2 separate regions of the Homo sapiens genome follow, and region 1 is linked to region 2. The links are chromatin loops, found by intact Hi-C in ENCODE. Cell type or tissue: heart right ventricle. All regions are shown on one strand. Links, peaks and the distances in the headings refer to the core of each region. The heading gives the core; the rest is flanking DNA. Region 1 overlaps LHFPL2 (LHFPL tetraspan subfamily member 2). Region 2 overlaps SCAMP1 (secretory carrier membrane protein 1).

Region 1 (2,922 bases), core at 205-2,704, 170 kb after region 2:
ATGTCTAGCTAGCACCTTAGCAGAGTGTCAGGCAAGTTTCAGAAATAATGCTCCAAATGAAACAATAGGCAACCTTTTAAAAGCTTTGTAATCGCATAACCTTGAAGTTATAGGGTATGTGGGAAAATGCAGGTTTAATGGAAGGAAGTTAGAGCCTTCCTAATCTAGTTAAACTTATGGAATATAACCAACATGTAATGAGGAAATCATTTTAACTAGCTTGGGGGGAGGGGGGGAAGCCTTCCCCTATACCTTTACCATATCTCAACTGGAAGAGCTCATAACCTCCCTGCCCTAAAGGATTAAAGGCATCCCTGCACAGTGGCTCCCAACAGCTATTAAAGGCCCAAATGGAAGTGCCAGGGCTGAGGGCTCGCAGTCTCATCCTGATAGAGGCCAGCCCTAAGTAGCAGGTGACCAACTTCAAGTCAGACCTCACAGGCCCTCCTGGCATGCACGGTTCAGCCCTGACATTTCTCAGCCGCCAGATGCCTATTCCATAGTCTCTTTCATGCTCCAGTTTAATGTGAGGCCTTGCTATTCAAAGTGAGCTCCACGGGAGTAGCAGGGGAAGCATCACGGAGAGAGCTTGTTAGAGATACAGAATCCTAGGCCCTACCCAGCCCTGCTGTATCAGAGTCTGTATTTTAACAGGATTCCAGCCAATTCTTGGGCACAGTCAAGCTTGAGAAGCCCTCCTGATGGGGTAGGGACTTCTACCCACAACTCTGGAACATCAGCCTCCCCACTCGGGCACCAGCCTCTCAGAGGCCTTCCTCCCTCACACTGTTCACTCAAGTCTTGTCAGTGCTGGTTTGTCTTGGGGCCAGATCACCATCAGCAGGACCCAATGAATAGCTGACAACCCAAAGCCCAGTTTTTAGGAAGTTAAAAGGAGGCAATAAGGGCCGGGCGTGGTGGCTTACACCTGTAATCCTAGCATTTTGGGAGGCCGAGGCAGGTGGATCACGAGGTCAGGAGATTGAGACCATCCTGGCTAACATGGTGAAACCCCACCTCTACTAAAAATACAAAAAAATTAGCCAGGCATGGTAGCAGGCGCCTGTAGTCCCAGCTATTCGGGAGGCTGAGGCAGGAGAATGGTGTAACCAGGGAGGCGGGGCTTGCAGTGAGCCGAGATGGCACCACTGCACTCCAGCCTGGGTGACAGAGCGAGACACCGTCTCAAATAATAATAACAATAATAAATAATAAATTAAAAAACATAAAAAAGGAGGCAGTAAGTTCTGATTGTGTCTCACATTCTCATCTGGCTCTAACATCTGCCTCCCTTCGAGGGCAGGACTATAGACCTCGTGATCGTAAATCAGCAGAGACAATCCAAAGTCAAACAATACCATGGAATGCTGGCTCTTTGGTTCCAGCACAATGTTAATGAGGTCGAGGTCACGGGTATGATTAGCTTCCTCTGTATCTTGGCACAGACTCCAACCCTCTGCCCTCCGGCCGCCTGCAAAGGCTGACGCACCCTTGGTTACTAAGAGGACTGGAGGAGAATGACAAGGGGAGGCTAACAGAGCAGCACCAGTTAATGACTCAAAGAACCTGAGTGGCTGACGGGCTGCATGTATCAAAGAATGACTTGTGGCCCAGAGGGAAGGCTGACAAGACAGACGACCAGGTCAGAATTCAAAACTATCTGGACAGGCCAAACATGCCAGAACTGAGAAAGCTGAAATTTCACAAGAAGAAATGAAAGTCTCATGATCAAGGTTTCAAAAATCAAATATACACATCCCAAACTAGAGGAAATCTAATTGGATGGCAGTTATTAAGTTTTTAAAATTTTTTAAAACATTCAAGTTTTGTTGACCAATATGGATATTAAGAAAGCCAGAAGCCTCTTAGGACCAGAAGTCTAGTTTCCAGACCAAAAGGAGCAGTGGTTCTTGCCTAACATGGCTGGTCAGACTATCCTAAGAGGCCCCCCAGCCACCTGTCCACACAGGTGTACACACAAACTCTCACACCTTCCCACCACCACCACCATTGGGGTTCTTATTATTCAGTGTGGCCTCTTCACCCATACTGTCCCTGACTACAGCTCTTTTTGGCTTGGTAACATAGTGTAAACATTTCACACATCAGCTTAGTTCCCTCTCATGCTGCCCTTTCTTTACAATACACTTAAGCACAAGCTGGGAAAAACAAACAAACAAACAAACAAACAAAATGCATAAATAGTCAAGACAACCTAAGCACACCCACTTACCAAAAGGATTCAGATCAAAAATGACTTACAGTCACCAGTTTAAGCCGGCACACTATGCTACGAATTACAGCATGAATCCATGCAGAGTCAGTAATTAAGTCGGTAATTATGAGTTTTCACTGCAGAAGAACCCTGAAAGGCCCACTGTAAGAAGGAGCAAATGAAAGAGTATCTGTTTAGACATACCTCTCTAGAATGTAGAATCATCTTCTAAGAACGGACAGTTGGCCATTTTAAAAAAAAAACAAATGTGATTTTAGATTGTTTTTAAAGTTGTGAGCCATGTTTTTCTTACGTATCTATTTAATATACAAGTGTTAGTCATTTACAAATACAAAAACACTGCTTACTGGTAAGTTTGTAATTCCCAGACTATCCAGTCTGTTATTTTTAATTCAGAAAATGTGTTCTCTATGAGCAAGAGAAAGTTAATTTTTTAAGAAGTTATTTTGCCCTTAATAAGTGTGTGCCATGCACCACTTATCTGAAGATTGAATGAGGCTCCTGTGAATGCAATTACAGCCTTCCTTAAACAACTGGCTAAATGCCTTAAAACTAGAAAACATGTGAAATTCAGTCCAATTGCAGCCTGCCCCAGGAGAAAGGAAGCTTGAACTCCAGGTGCCCCGACAACACAGCACAGTGTGGAAAGAAAGAAAATGCTGAACAATAGAATCAGGAGAGGAAAA
Region 2 (2,922 bases), core at 109-2,608:
TTTTATCCTACAGGGTCTTGTTAAGAAGTTTAAATCTTCTCCAAAAAGTGGTAGTGAGCCATAGAAGAGTTTTAAGGAGGAGAGTAATTGAATTGATTAGATTTGAATTTTAGAAGCATTTATTCTGAAATACATTTGGGATTTGCGGGGCCGAGCAGTCGTACTTGGAAACACTTAGGAGACGGGCTAGGAAGCTGATTAGTAATGATGGTGGCCTGAACTGAGGAAATGTGAAGAAAATGTAGTCAAGAGAAAACGAGCAGGTAAGGATTAATCCAACTGGGCCTGGAAGTAGGGGACAAGATAAGACTCAAGGATGACACCCAGGTTTTTAGATGATGGACCATTCAAGAAGAGAGTACAAGAAAAATGGTTTGGGGATCAAGATGTTTTCCACGTTGACCTTGAATTTGGGGAGTTTAAATTAACTGGTGGGGCATTAAAATATAAATATTGAGTAGGCTTTTGTATATATGAGTTAGGAGCAAGGGAAGAACTTTAGGCTGGATTTCTAGACTGGAAAGTATTGACTTGTTGAAGTAAATGAAGCCTAGAAAGTGTATGGAGTCAGAAGAGGGCTTTGGGGAGAATACTCACAACAATTAAGACTCTGCTGTGGGTGAAGTATAAAGGGAACTTTAACCATCACTGGCAGTGGTTGAGGAATGTGTGGCACAGATGATCAATAGAGCCAGGGTGTGGAGGAAGTGTTTATTCTGTAGCTGTTCTATAATGAACTACTCTGTGCACACTCTGAATACTTTGACCAGCAGTTTTTTTCCTTTCCATTTTCCAGGTATACAGTTTTTCAGGATCCACCACACAAAGGAAAAGTTATAGAATGGTGCTCATATGCCAGGCATTGAAAAGAAATATGACTTTCTCGAATAAAAGTATTGATATGGATATCATGCAGCATACTCTAATATTTTGTTGTTGTTGTTGTTTTTACCTCATAGTTAAAGAAGTTACCAGAACTTCTGTTTATATGTGTTCACAAGTTCCTAAACTTCTCTGGGTCTCAGATTCTTTATCTGTGAAATAAGGAGTTTAGATGAGATGATTTTCTGTATGATTTTATGAAGTACGATAGGGATACTATAAGCTAAAATATAATTTGCACCAGCTTTCATATTTTAATAGCAGGCATTTCTCTTGCTGTAATAGAAATTAAGATCCAATTTTAAAAACCTAATTTTTCCTTTTTAATTTTCTGTTTCACACTTGGTCAAAACTGGCAGTTTAATGACAAAAAATCCTTTGCAGGTATGTAGCAGTATTTATAACCACTAGGGGTCATGCTTTTCAAGAACAGTTAATGCCCTCTAACCGTAATCTGTGCACGGTTTTGACTCTAGAATTGTTGGGTTTTATTAAGCTGTTCTTCTCTTAAGGTAAATGTGCTCTGTCCTATATATTTATCCTAATTGAAGTGAATAGGATTTTGGTAATTTCGTTGGCTTTCTGTTGTCTTGCATAACTGAAGTGGGTCATCATTGGTGCTGCAGGGCCCAGTATGAGATTGTGCTGTTTGTTTCCCCCACAGTGTTGTTTTATACTCCACATTTCAAATATTGAAAGAATATATGTCTCCTATACATCTGCATGGAGAAGGGTCTAGTTTAGTCCTTATCTTTCACAAATAGATTTCTTGTTTTCTTTCAGATTATTTCCAAATGGTGTTTTTACAAAAGCTCCTCTTTCTATTAGAACTATCAGAAAGAATTGAGTAATGGTTTTGGGCCAAGCAGGGAGTTGTTATAAATGTGTCAAATAACAGTAAATGAATGCATCACAGGAGACTATGGATCAGGGAATCCAAAACTTTTCCCTTCTGTTAATTGGTATGGCTAGAATAACTTAATATGGAAGTAATTAATAGATGATATATCATTTGTATTCCTTTTGGGACCTGATTTTGAATGATTATCACTTCCATGAAATTTGTTCATAGACTGTCATGTTCACATTAAGTAGTTTTTAATAGTGAATTTTTTGCATTTTGAAAGAATTTTAGAAAAAAGTTATTTTACCTCTTTAAAAAACAAGTTTTCTGAAGTGTTTCAAATCTTGTTTATTTACTACAGTATATATTCTGCAGATACTCATTTTTGTGGGAGCGCTGAATTGGGTCTATGATAGAGAACACTGTGATTAAGTCTCATTAGTTGGTGTTTTATGGTAAATGCTTTGTGAAGATATCCTATTATATATAAAGTGATAGTTTTCTTAGGTGAAAAGTGACTCTTACAGTTATCCCTCTATATGCAGGGGATTGGTTTCAGAACCCACACATCCATATACCAAATCTATGCATACTCAAGTCTTGGAGTCAGCCCTGCAGAACCCATGTATACAAAAAGCCTTCTGTGTACTTGGGTTTTACATCCCATGAATACTGTATTTTCTATGTGAGTTTGGTTGGAAAAAAATCACATATTATAAGTGGACCTGCCCAGTTCAAGGATTATCATCTATACTTTCTTGAAAATATTGTTATCATTCACCTCTCCCCCTTGTCTCTTCCACTTTGTAACTTTATTTATGACCTAGGATAGAAAGCTGATAATTCCACTGTACTATTTTTCTATAGTCACAAATAGGCATGCTACTTCTCTCTCAGAACCATTCAGCACTGTCGTCTTTGCTGACTAGGAATCAATTCTGGATGGTTCACATTGTCTATTAAAATAGTCATCCAGTTACTTGTCACCTTCTTCTAAGGGACACAGATAGAGTAATACTTTTGAATTCCTAGAAAAAAATGGCACTCTTGAGCAGATTGTTTATATTCTGTCCTCGGCTGATACTCTTAGTATATTCACCAAAAAAAAAAAAACTTTACCCCCAATTTTAATTTTGTTACCTTTTTCAATAAGTACTAAGCTAGCTACTTAATAGATCCCAAATCTAGGTTACTAT

What was found. Peaks named below come from ENCODE experiments on the same cell type or tissue, not always from the same donor. Only the 100,000 strongest peaks of a DNase experiment are listed, where the experiment ranks them.
Region 1: it touches region 2 in a loop (2.6-fold over the local background); 36 of 110 quality-filtered maps call a loop at or near these places.

The regions. Positions count from the first base shown.
Region 1 is chr5:78,637,167-78,640,088 of GRCh38, forward strand. The region is part of intron 1 of LHFPL2 (LHFPL tetraspan subfamily member 2); the gene reads right to left. Among named protein-coding and RNA genes, the nearest start is that of LHFPL2, 10 kb to the right of the region's middle. In heart right ventricle, for the core only: no CTCF peak of the experiment used is centred there; a DNase peak (open chromatin) is centred at 1,405; H3K4me3 peaks cover 472 bases; H3K27ac peaks cover 2,229 bases.
Region 2 is chr5:78,466,649-78,469,570 of GRCh38, forward strand. The region is part of intron 8 of SCAMP1 (secretory carrier membrane protein 1); the gene reads left to right. Among named protein-coding and RNA genes, the nearest start is that of SCAMP1, 110 kb to the left of the region's middle. In heart right ventricle, for the core only: a CTCF peak has its summit at 1,286 (motif pointing right); no DNase peak of the experiment used is centred there.